2 separate regions of the Mus musculus genome follow, and region 1 is linked to region 2. Evidence: chromatin loops called from intact Hi-C (ENCODE). Cell type or tissue: left cerebral cortex. All regions are shown on one strand. Links, peaks and the distances in the headings refer to the core of each region. The heading gives the core; the rest is flanking DNA. Region 1 holds the start of Gm41418 (a long non-coding RNA gene). Region 2 has its middle 83 kb from the start of Gm41418.

The links. A loop is a pair of places that touch in the nucleus more often than their neighbours do. Peaks named below come from ENCODE experiments on the same cell type or tissue, not always from the same donor. Only the 100,000 strongest peaks of a DNase experiment are listed, where the experiment ranks them.
Region 1: a loop joins it to region 2, with 2.1 times the contacts of the local background. A loop is called at or near these places in 2 of 42 quality-filtered maps.

The regions. Positions count from the first base shown.
Region 1 is chr16:9,279,645-9,287,980 of GRCm38, reverse strand. It overlaps Gm41418 (a long non-coding RNA gene), which reads right to left and starts at 8,009. Exons shown (of 3, transcript XR_875898.1): 1 at 6,745-8,009. In left cerebral cortex, for the core only: no CTCF peak of the experiment used is centred there; DNase peaks (open chromatin) are centred at 2,722, 3,087, 6,444 and 6,864; H3K27ac peaks cover 1,841 bases.
Region 2 is chr16:9,358,696-9,367,031 of GRCm38, reverse strand. No RefSeq gene overlaps it. Among named protein-coding and RNA genes, the nearest start is that of Gm41418, 83 kb to the right of the region's middle. In left cerebral cortex, for the core only: a CTCF peak has its summit at 4,734; DNase peaks (open chromatin) are centred at 3,999, 4,742, 5,419 and 6,004; H3K27ac peaks cover 2,119 bases.

The DNA of each region.
Region 1 (8,336 bases), core at 73-8,072, 79 kb after region 2:
GTTGCCTTACGGTGGTTGTAATACCAGTTGCATTAAGTATCCTTTCTGCCTGGAGTATTTTGCGAACCTAATAAGACTTTGGCTGCTTTTAGGTCTGTGAAAAAAGTTTTGTTGCACTGTTTCGTTGTGCTGTATTGTTTTGTGCTCTATTGTGTTGTAATATCTCTTGTGGTTTGAGCTTGTCCCCCACAGCCTCACCTGTGTGAACAGTTGATCCCCCAGCTGATGGAGCTGGGAGGGTGTAGAGCTTTTGAGAGATGGGAATTGGCTGGAAGAAGTGGGTCCCTGGGGACGAGACTTCTGTTCAATCAGCCTCTCAAGCAGAGGTGTGAACAAGGCTCTGCACCTCCTGCCACCGTGGCGCTGCCCTTCTCCCAGCATTCCCACAGTAAGCGACTGTACCTTCTCAAACTGAGAGCCACAATAAACCCTTGCTGCCTTAAGGCGCAACCTGTCAAGCATTTGGCCATAGCAGGAAAAGTAATTCATGGACAATGGTGGCTTGACTGAGAAATGTCCCCTACAGGTGCAGGAATTTGAACACTTGGTTCCTGGTGGCACGGTGGCATGCTGTGTGAGGTTATGGAGGTGGGACTTTGCTGGAGGAAGTGCATAACTGGGGGTAGGATTCAAGGGTTTAGCTTCACCCACTCCCTGTTCTCTCTGCTTCCTTCTCCTGTCTTAATGCCTTTCTCACCATTATTAACTCCATCCCTCTAGAATCATAAGCTAAAATAAACACTCTCTTCCTTAAGTTGCTCTTTGTCATGGTATTTTATTACAGCAACAGAACATTAACTAATTTATATATATATCTATCATCTTCAAATGCTGGATGTCTTCCTGGCCCCAGAAAAACAGCATGCACTAGACGAGGTGTTGTACTCCATGGGTGATGTAGGAAAGACGTAATTGCTGGGAATAGCCCATGCTGTGCTTGTTTGGAGAGTAGCTCTGAAGTCTAAGGAAGTCTAACTTGAAATCATCCCTTAGCATACCCCAGCTGTCTCCAGAATCCCAGGATGGAACCTTGGTGGTTCTATGAACCAATTCATCCAAGTGCTTTCACATTCTAGGGACCCATTGTGAAGACTTGTCAGCAAGAAGAAAGAAGCTAGTATTAAACACTGGGGGCTGAAAGAAGTCTTCACCCACAAACTATAGTAGCTTATCAAATTAGACCCACCTTTTGTGGTTTATAACCATTAATTCCTGAAAAATCCTTTCAGAGGACTTTAGCAGAAGATATGCCATAGCTCTATATGCTGGAGTACAGAAAATTTGGGGGCAGCATATTTGGGTTCAAGAAGTGTCCAAAATCATAATTTCTAGTAGGTATGTCCAACACGTTGCCATGTGTAGTCAGAAGTGGCTATGGATACATCCTAGCACAAACTCATAAATATATTTAAGTTATGAGATTTTGGGTGATTTTTTTGCAACTCAATTGTTAAGTTCTTGAGAATGAACATTGTAGATAAGCACATCATATTACAATGCCCAAATGGACTCCCCTGCAGGCTTACATAAAACTATGAGTGGCCTTAGGGAAAATGATGAATAAAATGTGGGGAAATCAAAGAGTTGCTATCTACAAAGTTCACGTGGGAAAGTCAAGCTCATGAATCTCTTGGCCATCACCAAACTAATCCAGAAAAATATGTCCTCTTCCTCTGTATAGATGGGGTGATCCAGAGGGAAGAAACAACAAGATAAAAAGATACCTAATACAATATTGATTATGGTAGCAGACCCACACATTGAGGCTAAGAAACCCATATTCTTCTATTATCATGCTGTACAACAGGAAAAGACCATGATAAAATTCAGTCCAAGTCCAAAAGTTAAAAATCAGGAAGGCCGCCAAGGTCAGTCCATTGTGCAGGATGCCAAGGACCCAGAAAACAGTGATCTACAGATGGGCAGGGCAGAGCAATGTGGAAAACAGCTAACAGATCCAATGTGTTTCTTATGGACTAGACACTATGGATTCACTCAGTTCTCACTATACATCTTTTTGTTTGTTTAATTATTGCTTTATTTTATAGAATTATAGAAAATAAAGCTAAGTTTTAGGTATCCCATACAATTTTTAAGCTTATAAAATAAGGAAATAGTTAAGTGAACTGCAGGAGCCATGCAGATCAGCAGTAAAACAGTTGCCCAGTGTTCACAGAGTCCCTAGGTATCATCTCTACACAGGGCATCATGGGAAGAGTGAACAAAATGAAGGAAGGAAAAGGAGAAGGGGGAGAACCAGCTATTAGAGTTATTTCGTAAATCAGATGTTAATACCACTGACATTCTAAAACCCAAGTACCATCATTAAAGTATTTATATCAAATAATTTCTTAGGTCCTACAAAATTAAGGTTGGATTTCCTATTTATTTATTTATTTATTTAGAGAAATGATGTACCAATACACTCTCACAACAGACTATACATTTGCCAAACTATAAGTCATGTTTAAAAATACAAACTTTGAATTGGACCTGGCTAGCTTGTGGTCTTTTGAACAGGTGTAAGGTAGACTGTAGCAAGTGACTGGGGTACAGGAAAAATGCTTTCTTCTAGAGGAAAAGCCTGCCAAGCCCAGCTGTAGGGATTCCATTGCAGAACTCAAAATGAATAAATCATAAACTCCTTCTATTTGGGTCCCTGGAGCAGCCCATTTTTAAATTTGATTTCATTTGCTTAGAACTGGCTCATTCCCTAGGGTCTCTTAGATGTCCTTGCATCCTTCCAACAAATTGTTTCTTGCTCAGGCTGACTCAAGTTGTCCTTTGTTATTGAAGAGCAGCATCAGAAAACATCTTAATAATGAATGCAGAGCGACTCCTTCTGTGAAGCCTTTTTGTTGCTAGGCTGGGAAAACTTTCCTAAGTGTAGCAGGAGCTGTGTGTTGTCAATTAAATGAAGCTTCAGTAGGCATGTATGCACTTCTGATAATTCAGACACCTGAACTCTCAGAATAGTGGAAGTTACCAATGTACCAAAGGCTAGCTTTGGGGTTCATATGCACTTGTACAAGTGCATATACCATGAACTACTGGGCAGAGATGCTGAGAGACCTCTGCAACTCCACATGACACAAACAAGTTAGCAAAACTGGAATGCCAACAGCAGATGTATCAGCGATGGAGACAGATGGCCTTTTAAATCATAACAAAGTAGAGAGTAAGCTACAAGTCAACTTCACACCTAGAGAAAAAGTAACACGTGTGTGTCTTTTCTGAATGCAGTCAGGGAGATATGACTCAGCTCTTTGCTGTCTCTGTGACCTTGAAGGTGTTGTCTTGACCTTGGAGATGGCTTCAGGCTATCCTTGTAGAAAAGAAGATAAACAATGCAAGGCGCCTCTGAGAAAGGGAGAACCTGAGAAGTCTTTAGCATCATGCCGGGCCAAAATTACCATTTGAAAGGTGGCAGAAAAACAAATATCACACACTTTCATCTCCTCTGTGGATGCTTGACTTTATGTAGGTGCATAATATCCTATATGCATAAATGCAATAGGAGAGAATAAGTACAATGTATCCTTATAAGAATGCCCTTATGTCACCGGAGTGGGAGTAAAATGGCTCTCTGACATACCTTTATAGAGTTTTAACAATTAAAATGGACTCAAAGACACTAGAAAGATGGAGAGTAGGAGGGTCTCACCCACCTTATCCCCCTGCTCTGCAGAGCCTTTGTTAGACAGCTCTGGGGTATTGTACAGAGATGGAGAGAAGAAAGGCTATTGCTGAACTCAATGACCTATGCTTCCCTCAGAGGCTGCCCTAATCTTTAAAACCTCACTGTGGCTCACTCTCTTCTCTTGCTCTCTTCTCTTCCCTCTCTGAGCCTTCTCTCCCCATTCTGCTCCCCATCTCTCTCCATGTACTCATGGTTAGCCTCTACTCCTTTCTCTCTCTCTCTCTCTCTTCTCTTCTCTTCTCTCTCTCACTCTCTCTCTCTCTCTCTCTCCCTCTCAACTCCCTTCCCCATGCCCTAAATAAACTTTATTTGATACTAAAAAACAAACAAACAAACAAACAAACAAACAAAAACCTTCATTTAAAAAAAAAAGAATGCCCTTATGAAATCCAGGACTAAATATAATGAATATATGCTGATAAAAATGTAAATGTGTGGCAGGGTGTTTGTGTGTGCGTGTGTGTGAGTATGTGTGTCTTTTTTTTTTCCATTTTTTATTAGGTATTTAGCTCATTTACATTTCCAATGCTATACCAAAAGTCCCCCATATCCACCCACCCCGACTCCCCTGCCCACCCACTCCCCCTTTTTGGCCCTGGTGTTCCCCTGTACTGGGGCATATAAAGTTTGCAAGTCCAATGGGCCTCTCTTTCCAGTGATGGCCGACTAGGCCATCTTTTGATATATATGCAGCTAGAGTCAAGAGCTCCGGGGTACTGGTTAGTTCATAATGTTGTTCCACCTATAGGGTTGCAGATCCCTTTAGCTCCTTGGCTACTTTCTCTAGCTCCTCCATTGGGAGCCCTATGATCCATCCATTAGCTGACTGTGAGCATCCACTTCTGTGTTTGCTAGGCCCCTGCATAGTCTCACAAGAGACAGCTACATCTGGGTCCTTTCAATAAAATCTTGCTAGTGTATGCAATGGTGTCAGCGTTTGGATGCTGATTATGGGGTGGATCCCTGGATATGGCAGTCTCTACATGGTCCATCCTTTCATCTCAGCTCCAAACTTTGTCTCTGTAACTCCTTCCATGGGTGTTTTGTTCCCAAATCTAAGGAGGGGCATAGTGTCCACACTTCAGTCTTCATTCTTCTTGAGTTTCATGTGTTTAGCAAATTATATCTTATATCTTGGGTATCCTAGGTTTGGGGCTAATATCCACTTATCAGTGAGTACATATTGTGTGAGTTTCTTTGTGAATGTGTTACCTCTCTCGGGATGATGCCCTCCAGGTCCATCCATTTGGCTAGGAATTTCATAAATTCATTCTTTTTAATAGCTGAGTAGTAGAGTATGTGTGTCTTTATGTGTGTTTGTGTGTGTGCGCGCGCATGCTTGTGTGTGTGTTGGGGGAGGGGAGGAGTGTTGAAGAGGTGTAAGTTAGTACTGTCCTCAGCCATGAAGACAGTTACCACAGCTCAGATGTCACCTCCTGCAGGAAGCCCTTCCTGACAGCTTCACCCGCAAGCAACATTCCTTACCTTCAGGACAGTCTTTCTGTGACTTTCATCATTGCCTGTGTGTGCTCAGCAGTGAGGACTGAGATAAAATGACACCTGAGGGAAGAGTTGTCATTTGCCTGTGATTATGCAGTTAACAAGTGGCAGAATTGTGAAGGTCAAAGTCAAGAGCGAGCGCCTGACTCTGGAGTCCAACCTTTTAATGTCACCTTTCTTCCTCAGGTGCTACCATTCATGATGTCACCAATATTCTTGTTGTTGCCAAACCCCTATTAATGTAATCTATGAAAGAGTCTTTTAATTGATTCTGGCTCCAAACAATGAAATTGAATGTAGGGACCCATACCATGCTTTTATGGCTAGCATCAAGGGCTTGATACAGCCAGACTGAAGTAGAAACTGCTGGGCGAAGCTGAGGCAGAACCAGCATTGCTTGCTTGAGCCCGGTGAAGACTAGCCTTGTCATTTGTCTCATCTACTTTAACTCAATCCTTTACTGAAACTGTGAGTATGTGACCTACTCCCACGACGGACAGCCATGCTGCCCAGTGTCTCTGTAACCCCAGTACTTGGAGACTGAAGATGCAGCTTCTGTGGCAGGGTCTGTATATACTAGGTGTGATCCCATTTCTAAACTTCACTGGGAGCCTAAGAAGAAGGGCTCTTGATGCAAGCTGATCAATTCTACCTCCTTCTCATCTCCTACCAGTCAAGTAAACTCAGGGCAATTCCCCTCTCTACACCCCATTTCTCTTGTCCACTAACAAGGATGGTGCTCCCAATTACATGGACCAACTCTCAGGCCAAGTGAGTGGTCATATGTAAAAGCCTTTCTGGGCTCCCTGGCACACATCACTCTCCATTGGATTGTCCAGTTATAAGTCACCAGAAAAGCCTCCCCAAACACGTACAACTCCAGTGTCTTATGTGGAGGGAAAAGGATTCCGACGGCCTTAACTGTCTTTTCCACCTCCCCTTCCTTTGCCTATCTCACACTAAAATGGAAAGCTGCCCTCCCCACCCCGGGGGGGGGGGGGAAGCATGTGCTATGGAAAAACACATATTTTAGTGGCACATGGAGGGAAGACACAGGTATGTGTCTCCAAGAACTGTGACTCCCACTCAAGTAATGCAACCTCTTTTAATATTCCCACATTGAGAACAAGAACAGGAAGTAAGGGGAGAAATGGCTGACACTCCAAGTAACACAGCCACTGTTGCTATCTCCCCAGATATTTTAGTCTTCTGTGAGACACTGTTTTCTTCGCAGCAGTGTTCTCTGTGTTTCTTTGCCTCTGTTTTTTTCCATGTGTGTATGTGTGTGTGTGTGTATCTGTTCTCCCCCTTTCCACACAGTTCTTTCCATCTCTCTGTATGTTTCTTAGACTCATTTCTTATATGTTGTGTCATCCCCTGCCCTCCCCTTCATCCTCCCTCTGCTTTGTTTTCTTTCTTTCTTTCTTTTTTTTTTTTTCCGTGTCTCTCTGGACAGAGCTACACTGTAGCTCCTTCCCTAAATTTGTTTAGCTACACAAAGCTGTTGATGTCAAGCAACCCACAAAAATAAATTTAAAACTAACCTCAGTGGAGCAGAGAGCATAGATTTGTTTGGGGATCTCCTGCCAGGTTGCTTAGGAGATGGCTCAGGGGCTCCATGACGACAGGGACAGTGCTTTGCTGCTGTCTCATTCCATGGTAACCACCTGCTGGTGCGTCACTATGAGGCAAACGGTGCTGCTCAGTTGCTTAGTGAACAGGAGGTCAGCAGCTGCCAGTGTGGAGGAGGGGCTCCGAGAGAGCAGAGTATCCCAAGGCAGTTCCTCTGAATGCCCAATTTTAACTCAAAACACAAATTTAGTCGCTGATGGAAATCTATAAAGAATTAATTAGAGAGCTTCACAAACAGTCAAAATGAATAAATTCATCACTATTGTGAAGACTCCCTATCAGATGTGAAGGATGGCTGTCAGAGTCAGAAATGAAGGAAAACATCCAATAAACCAGCCTGCTGCCTATTCCCTTTCTCTCATTTGAGGAAAGAAAACGGCTTGGGATTTGAAGGATTTGGAAACTAAAGATATTCCCAGACCAAAAGGCCCAAGAGCATGAGAGCAGCCACAGCTCTGGATTCACTGCCGGGCCAGCCCACAGCCTCCTACCTGGTACAGAGTAGAAGCTAAAAATGTTGGTAGAAGTTCAAGGTTCAAGAGGAGGAAGTTGGCAGGGATGAGACAGAGGGCCCACACCTCAGCACTGAATCTGGTTACCTTCTACCGCCCTCCTCTCCTCCTGTACAACAGAAAGTCACTATTGAACAGCATGCAATCTGGATTCCCTCCGTTTCCTGGAAGATAGGGGACATATGGCAATGTTATGGTTGTGTTATAGGGTTAAACAGACAGACAGGTTTGGCACAAAGGGAAGGTGCATGGGAGGGTCTACAGCAGCAGGGAGGTAGAAAGGTTGGGAACACAGGGAAGATGCAGGTCTCCCTCCAGCTGGCTCCTCCCTAAAGAGCATCCCTAAGATGCCATTGTTTCCCCTAGTGAGTTTCTCAACTTTATAAGCAGCTACAGCTTTCTGTCCATTCTGATCCATAATGCCTCTGATCGTACCCTTCTAAACTGTGGGGAAATCACCACCTAAGAAAGCCACTGCTGTTCCAGGAAGAAGACAACACGGGCTGCCTCAGGGGTGGGCAAGTGGGGAAGAAACGGTAAACTAGGACCTGTAAGTCCAGACACGACAAGAAACAGTTCATCCGTGCCACTAGCTCCATACACTCTGACTTCCTTTTCTTCTCTCCTCTACTTCTTATAGGACAGGAAGAGACTCGTGGCACCAAATGTCTATTCTGAGCTCTGCAGGGCACCCAGAGCCAGTCAGAGTCTAGAATTCCATTGTAATTAGGGGCGTGGCTTTGGAACATTCAGCTCTACCCTAATTCAATTAGCCTCAGCCCATTCATGTGCAGAATGAAGCCAAGAATTGTATCTACATCATAGAGTCTTATAGGGGCTAATTGAGAAATTTATCTGGAAATAGATATTCGCTGTTGTCATTACTACTATAAGAAGTGAAGGAGCCTGCCCTTCATGTTTGGGCCATCATAACAAAATACCAGAGACTGGGTGGCTTAATCAACAGGGATTGGTTTTCTCAGGGTTTGTGA
Region 2 (8,336 bases), core at 174-8,173:
TTTTTGAGTTTTAATTCTTTTGTTTTTAAGTAAGGCATATTTTAGTTCTCGATGCCAGACACCCATCTTTAAGAATAAATAAAAACTCCTAACACATATGAAAAGGCTAAACACAGCAAAGGAAACAGGACAAAATTGCAGGGTTCAAAGGTAAAGAAATACTGTAAACAACAACCAAACTGGGCTTTACTCTTCATGAAATAAAAAGAGATGCCACAGCAGGAGTGTGGCTGTGTCCTGTTGACTTTAAATGGGTTACTGTGACTTTTCGGGGAGATGTTTCTACTGCGGGGATCTGAGGCAGAAGCAGAGAGATGCATCAGAGAAACTGCACTGAGTGACAACAAGCAGTGGAGATTAGCCATAGCCTCAGAGGATGAGACAGTGAGATTCACAACTGAGCTCCCTAGAGCCTTTCCCATCTCATGCCCCCATCTCTGGAGAGGCTGGCCTCAGGCAGATGGGATTTCCATGGGGAAGGCTGTCCTGCCCCTTCATTTGCCCAGCTGTCTTCATCTCAGGGTCTCCATTTGCTTCCTCATCAAGGAAGTCGAAAGCAGTAATTATTTCAATCTGCACAAACTTAAAAACCCAAAGGACACTCTGCGGTGGGGTTGTCGGCCCTCGGCAACACCAGCAGGACATTTTTAGCTGGGTGGCATCCTCCAGTGGAGTTGTCTCCTAAACTGCTAAGCAGACATACATCCATCTATAAAGACGGTTAAAGCTCCATGATGCTCTTTGTAAGAAAGTCCAAAACAGGACAAGAGACAGATACCAACCTATTATACCCAATGATCACACGCTGGTGCATCTTGTTCTATCCTGTGCCCTCAGAAATGACATACTTGCCTGTAACATAAGTAAGTCATGCTCACCTTCATGACTAAACCATGATTCTCAGACATTGATGTCCCCACCCGAAGCTACGTTGTTGGATTGTGCTGAGTAGATTTGCCCTTAGTCTGGGCTGGGAATGGCATCCATACCACTAGACGAGCTGTTCATGGAACAAATGCAAACATACGACTAGGGTCTTGAAGCAATATTGTTTGAAGGTCTTTATAGGCTTTCATTCAAAGCAGCCCCTGGCAGCTCTAAGGGTCACAGGTGTCCATATGTTATCAATGCGTAAAGGAAGATCTATTTCTGATCACAGAAGACATACAGTCATCACGGCAGGGCAAGCGTGGTGCAGGAGCATGAGGTGGCCGACTACAACTGTAGTCAGGGTACAGAGTACGTACAGGAAGCCAAGGTGGTCTGCGAACCCTGGAGGCCCCTACCCAGGGAGCCACTCCTTCAAGCAAGGTGCCACCTCCTAAAGGGTTCACAGAGGTCCAGCCGCTGAGGACCAAGAGTTCAAACAAACATCACAATGACCAGTGTTTCCAAACTTTTAGATGTTCAAATGCGGAAGATTTTACTCTCAAGATTTTATTTTGTTTTGAGGACTCTCAAGATTTGAAAACTGGCTGGGCTGTGGTGGTGCAGGCCTTTAATTCAAGCACTTGGGAGGCAAAGGCAGGTAGATGATCTCTGTGAGTTCAAGGTCAACCGGTTTAGAGAGTGATTTTCAGGACAGCTAGGGATACACAAAGAAACCCTGTCTTGTAAAGAACAAAAAATAAACAGAAAAAACAAAACAAAACAAAACAAAAAAACAAGAAACAAAACAAAAAACAAAGAAAACAAAAAACAAAAAAAAAAACAACAAAAAAAGACAGCAAAGATTTCAAAACTTTTATTCAAATATAATTTGCACCATGAAGGTATTTTAAGTGGATTACTGAATCATTCTAGTAGATTCATTGCTTCATATGACCATCAATATCCTTTCATCACCCATCAAGAAGTTCTGCCTGGCTCAGGGCCTTAGCCTTAAGGAATCTCTGATCTGTTCACTTAGCATGGCCTCTTCCCAGTACTGCAGAGAAATGGGCACATGTAGTTAGTATGTGGCCAATGGCAGGCAGCTTTGATCACATGGCATGATGATGTCAGGGCTCAGCTTCACTCCTCACCTTGTGTTCTTGGGCTCATAGTTGTCACATACCCAAGTGCCACTTCCTGCATTCAGCACTTACTATTATCTTAATATTACTCACTTAATAAAAGACAAAACAAAAAACAAAAAAACGGCTTTAATGAGTTGGCAGGACACTGAAATCAGCATTAGTGTCACCCAGAAAAGGAAAAAAAAAAAAAAAGTTCTCTTTCTAGCAGTACAAGATAGCTGCAAAATAAAAATAGAAATAAAAATTACTAGTGTGAACTGTAGCTCTAAACAAATGTAAATAAATAAATAGTTGTTGTTTCATCATATTGAGTTCTGGTGTGTGTGTGTGTGCGTGTGTGTGTGTGGGGGGGGGGGAGATACTGAGCCTGAAAGTCTGGACTTAACTAAGGCTTGCTTTGCTGGTGTAGAGATTTATGGAGAGGGGTGTTAACGACCCATTAGCACCTTACTCAGCCCACCCCCCACCCCCACCCCCACCCCCACCTCCACCCCTCACCCCTGCTCCAGAAGTGTGGGAAAACCCACTGAGACACAGTTAGGAATTGAAAGTCTTTCTCCTGCTGTGCCCTTTGTTTTCCATGCTCATTCCTGTTCTGCTTGAACCAAGTAAGCAGATGTCATCATCGGAGGCCACTTCCCTTAGAGTTCCTGGAGTTATTCTTTGATCCTCTTAGGTATTCAAGTGAGTGGCCTGAGTCAGAACTGTGTGTCCAGAAAACATCAGCTCTTGACTTCAAACCACAAAGAACAGGTGTTTCACAATTATGTGCCAGACACTTAATTGGCACACAGCCAAGTTACAGAAACCTCTTCACAACTTTTCACACTTGCTGATGGGTCTTCACAATGCAAGAAATGCTACCATTCACTTCAGATTTCCATTCATAGATCCACCGCAGGAGAAATTGACTGGTTTTCAAGTTTTTTCTGCTTTGCGTTTCAAATGTATACAGTCCTATTGCCCCTCTATTAAAAACCCTGTAGAAACAATTGTTGGGTGTGGCACTGAACTACAGCCTAGTCTAAGAGAAAAGAGTATGGGAGAACAAGAAATGGTAGTGGAGAAAAGGAAAAAAAGAGAATATATTTCTTTTTATATGTACAATCTAGACTAAACAATACATATGAAGATAGATGTCGACAGACAGATGAACTCAGTAAGGGTACTGATGGAGGATGGAGGTGATAAGCAGGAAGGGAAACAATGGGGGCAGTATGTGGAGCATATGAACAAAGCACATCATTCGTGTGTGTGTGTGTGTGTGTGTGTGTATTACACATTATGTATTATACACAAATGTACATATTACATATAAACATACATGCATACATACATACATATGAAAATGACATAATGAAACTCATTACTTTGCACACTACCTTAAAATATTTTTGTTTGTTTGTTTTGTTTTTCGAGACAGGGTTTTTCTGTATAGCTCTGGCTGTCCTGGAACTCACTTTGTAGACCAGGCTGGCCTCGAACTCAGAAATCTGCCTGCCTCTGCCTCCCAAGTGCTGGGATTAAAGGCGTGCACCACCATGCCTGGTCTTAAAATTAATTTTAAGATGCACTCAAAATATAGTTCAAGCAGTTCCAACAGCTCCGGGCTCGGTGTTCCTTGCGCCGCTGATGCTGTTTCCTGTGTCAGAAACAGACTTCTCAAGTTCTTCTGTGTAGAGTCCACAGTTCTCTGAGGTTTTGCCTCTTTCAGACCTACCTGGTTGCCCTATCCTGCCCTCTCTGCTTCCCAACACTCACCTATCAGCTTCCAAACACTTAACACTGGACCTGCCTGAGCATCCTTGGTATGAGAAGGGCAGAGGAAATCTTGGAAATACAAGAAATGGACCAGATGCCCCCACCCCCACTCTGGAATCCTGCTGAAGCATCTCCCAGCAGGGCAGCAAGAATGCCACCACAGTTAACAACTGCATGAGGTTCTTCTCAGACAAGAGCCCACAATTTTCAGAAATTCAGTTATAGGAAAGGGAAGTGAGCCTAGCCCTTTATACAACCCCAACAGCTTATTGTTTTATTTTATCAGATCAAAGTTCCATCCAAGGAGTCTCTGGGGCCACCTCATACAGTTCTGCTATCAAAAGAAAAAGGCAGGTGGGGGGCAGGTTTCTTAGCAACCTTTTGAGATGTAACTTGGGAGTCACCAAAAAAGGAAAGTATGGCTAAATGCTAAAATAAAGAATTGCTTGCTTTCTCTTTGAGAAGGCTACCTCTAACTTACCCTATTCTCCCTTAGGACATATACACCCCCACCTCTGCATTGCCTCACCCTCTTCAGAGCATCTCTTGTTCCTTTTTATTATCTAATTTTAATTTCTCCTCTCTCAGCCTCTGTTGATATTTGCTGGGGGGCTAAAAAGACGCCAGCTCAGCTTCCTTAAGCTAAATGTCTTAGATGGCATCCCCAAGTATGTTTCTGTAGTTCTGTCCCTTACAGAAAGGCTCCTAACCTTGAAAACCTCCCAGCAAGGTGATGTTGCAAGTGTGCTCAGCACTCACACACCTAAATTCGGCAGCTCCGACAAAGTCCCCGTCACCTCTTGTTTCTCTCTTCTCTCTAATTCATGGTTATCAAAGCAGAAATAGCAAGCGTTGCTTCCTGGGCTTTGTTCTTCCAGGCAGCAGCCTTCTCGGGGAAGTCGGAGGAAGGAAATCAAGAGCATGTCATCTGGGAAGAGAGTCCACTCAGCAAACGCAGGGAGCGCTCTAAGCCTGGATGCTCTGTCCTGTGTGCTTCCCACGCTCCAGCCAACCCAGGTACACAGGCCTGCAGTCACTGCGGCTGTTGTTGTTCTGTTCTTGTGTCAGACATAATTTCCTTCAGGATACAATCAAGCTATAAAATTCACTCAGAACAGTCACACGTGCTCTGTCCAGCTACAGTCCCGTACTTTGCTCTCCTTTCCTGTCCACATGTAAAAATAATCCTCTCCAATTGTGTTCCCATTCTCACCAGCTGTCTTCCCCACCACCTCATGAAGGTGTCTTTGTCAAGGTCAGCCATAACATCCTGTGGGCTAAAGCAGATGATCTCTGTTTAACCTGCCATGGGTCAGCTGGAGCACTGGCTCTACTCTGTCTCTCCCTCTTGAAATACCACCCTCATGTACCCTCCTGCAGCTTCTCAGCTGCTTCTTGTCTTCCTGTCTCTGTGCCCTAGATGGTCTCTAACTCATTCTCTTCTCTAGATCCAGTTTCTCCAGTGATTTCCAGCCTCTGGGCCTTTAATTCCATCACTATGGCCATAATTCCTACTCTTCTCTCTAGCATCCTCTTTTCCTATTTAATTGCCTCTCAGCATCTTCCCTCTGACTGCAAAGGTACAGAGTTAAACACTTAACTGCACTCAGCTCAGGACCTGCATTGGCCAACTGTCCTGCTATCTTAGTCACTAGCAACTTCGCCAAGCTGATTAGACAAAAACTACTGGCCTCATTTTTGGCCTGCCTTTTTCTCTCACATCATGAGCCATCAACAAATCCTTCCCCATTTCCCTCAAAATGGAGTCCAGGCTGTCCTTCTTCCTGAGCCTCAGCTTTACCATGAAGTGAGCAACATATATGTAGTTTGAAGGAACGCCATCAAATGGTTAAGCATGACAGTAAACTCAGGCAAGGTGCATGGAACACTGTAAACAGAAAGTGTTGTTTTACTCTTCAGGAGGAGAGAGAACGAACCTACCTTGGAGGTGGCGCTCCAGTTAAATCACTTGCTAGCCCTTTGAGAGCCTAAAAGATCTTTCACCTGATTGGATTTGTTGGTTCATTTATTTAATAAGCTTAAGAAATAATCTGATGTGCCTCCTGACTGTAGGCACTGAGATTACCATTTTTAACAGTTGGGACCATGTTTCTGGGGACAGCTAGATCTCACTAGCAGAACAGTCTCTGGCTATTACATGAGCAAAGTAGGCCAGATCCCGGCTGCCACCCACACTCAGCCAAGCACCACCCAGCGTCTGGAACAGGGTTATGATGAGTGATTGAGGGGACAGAAATACCTTCTGGAAAAAGGAGGTTGGCATTTGTGGGGCAGGACATCAAGGCTTTGTTGAGGAGAGCACCAGCTGTCTTATCCTGCCTCTGGGCCTTCTGCTGCCAGTAGCTATGGGCCTGCTTGCAAGAGTCACTATTCAGTGGCCAATTACATGGCTCTATGGTGGAGGTGGGGCTTCAGTGTAGAAGGAAACACCTAGGGGTCCTGAGGACGAGCATTGAATAGGAAATATGAACTTGAACAGTGAGTCCAGACTCAGCCTCAGGCTTTGTATGACAGTCCCTCATGAGATATCAAGTAACTTAGACTCCAAGTTCCATCTTTGGTGTCTGAACAATTTCTTTCTCCTAAGAAATTGTTTCCCTTCATTCAAACAAGTTGTAACTTCACAGAACATGGGTTCTATGTGAAAGCACGTGGGTATTCGGGACAGTGTGTATGGTGCCTTTGGCTTCTTGACTCCCTTCATATAGAATAGGGTCACGTGGTATCCTCTGACATCAGAAGTTGCTGTGAAGATGTAGAAAGGGATTCTGTGAGCAGACTGTAAGGTTGTTCCCTCATTCCTATTGTGCCTCATGCTCAAAGCTGAGAACACATCAAGCAGTCTCAGCCAATCTCTGCCACGGTCATTTCTGTGAAGTCTGCCCATGGTAGCATCAAGTCCTATGGTAAGCGGTGGGTGTCTCCTTTGATCTTTGTGTTATTGCTGCTCAATAAACAGGTGAGAAGTAAAGCAGCTTGAAAGTTTCCTCTTGCTCCTCCTTTAAGGATTCAGTTCCAGATTCCATGAGGAATCACCCAACATGCTGCCATCAAGAGCTCCAGCCTTGAAAGAGGCTGATTCATAACACAGGGTTAACTGGCCGTGGGCACCATAATTTGTATCTGCCCTTGCTGGACTGATGGCCTTCAGACATTTCTCTCCTTCTCTCTATTCCCTCATTTGTATGGAGCTCATCTCAGACCTAGCTGTCTGCATGTTTCTTCTAACCTAAAGGGATTGAGAAGTTGGCTTCATCCTTTGAGCCATTGGGGTTCTCTCAGCTGGGGCTGTGAGCAGAGGAGGGGAAAGAAACAATCTCATCATCTCTCCGGACATCATACACATCTCATTACACCATAGCAATCTCCAGATCAAGGTTTCTGGAGAACCCAGACTGTGCACACACAGTGCAATAGATTCAAGTTTCCACTCTTTGTTTGTACTGCCTTGAGTAGGGTTCAGTTGCTAGCTATGAAATGAACGCTGCCTAAATTCTAGTTGGGAAAGCATAACAGAAGGCACTACAGTAAGGGAAATATGGGTGAGTGGTTTTATCTGAGAGCAGAAACAGGCTTTGGGAACAGTGCCCTTTGAAGCCAATAAAATTTCAGGCATGCAAGCTCACCCTGGCCTTCCTTCATGCAGCCTTGACTCTATTATTCACTTTATGCCCTCATTTCTGGTTTGGCATCCACACAGTTCTGAAGAAGAAAGACTTGCAGAGTTGACATCTTTGGGCTGGGAAGATGACTGTGCAAGCTGTGCCTTTAAGCCCAGTAATTTAAAGGCAGAGACAGGCATATCCCAGTATTTCACTGGCCAACCAGCCTAACCAAAACTTTGAGCTTCCAGTTTAGTGAAAGACCCTGTCTCAGGACAATCAGCCAAGGGTTTGTAATTTAAATGTGTCCATTTTAAATATGATGTCGGCATGAGCCTCTGCATGTTTGCATGAGCGGGTATTACAGGCTGATGTGTATGCACCACACACATACACACACACACACACACACACACACACACACACACACACACACGGTCATACTCAGACACAGACTCAGACACACACACAGGCACTCACATACAGATACACACACACTTGCATACATACACTCATACACAGACTCAGACACGCACACACATGCATACACACAAGCACACAGGCAATAATAGCAATTAGGACAGCTGTATCATTGAGGAATAAAGTTTCTGAGTATTGACTACTCTGTCTATTTAAAAGTATCCAAATCGCATTTAAATTGGTGACCTTTCTACACAGTTTCCCACATACCTTGGATGACACCCTGAGGAGAAATTCTTGTAATAACTTTCAACCAACAAGTATTTATCTAATAAGCTCTTACTTTACTGCTTCAGGAGGCGTTGAGCCTATAAGATTTGATCTCTGCCCTGGAGATGTTGGCAAGGAAGCCAGGAAGAAGGGAGGAGTCGTAAGAGACAATTAGAGAGTAATAGAAGACAAGAGGTAATTAAATGCTAAGTACTGGAAGTAACTGGGTAAAGTTGCAAAGAGA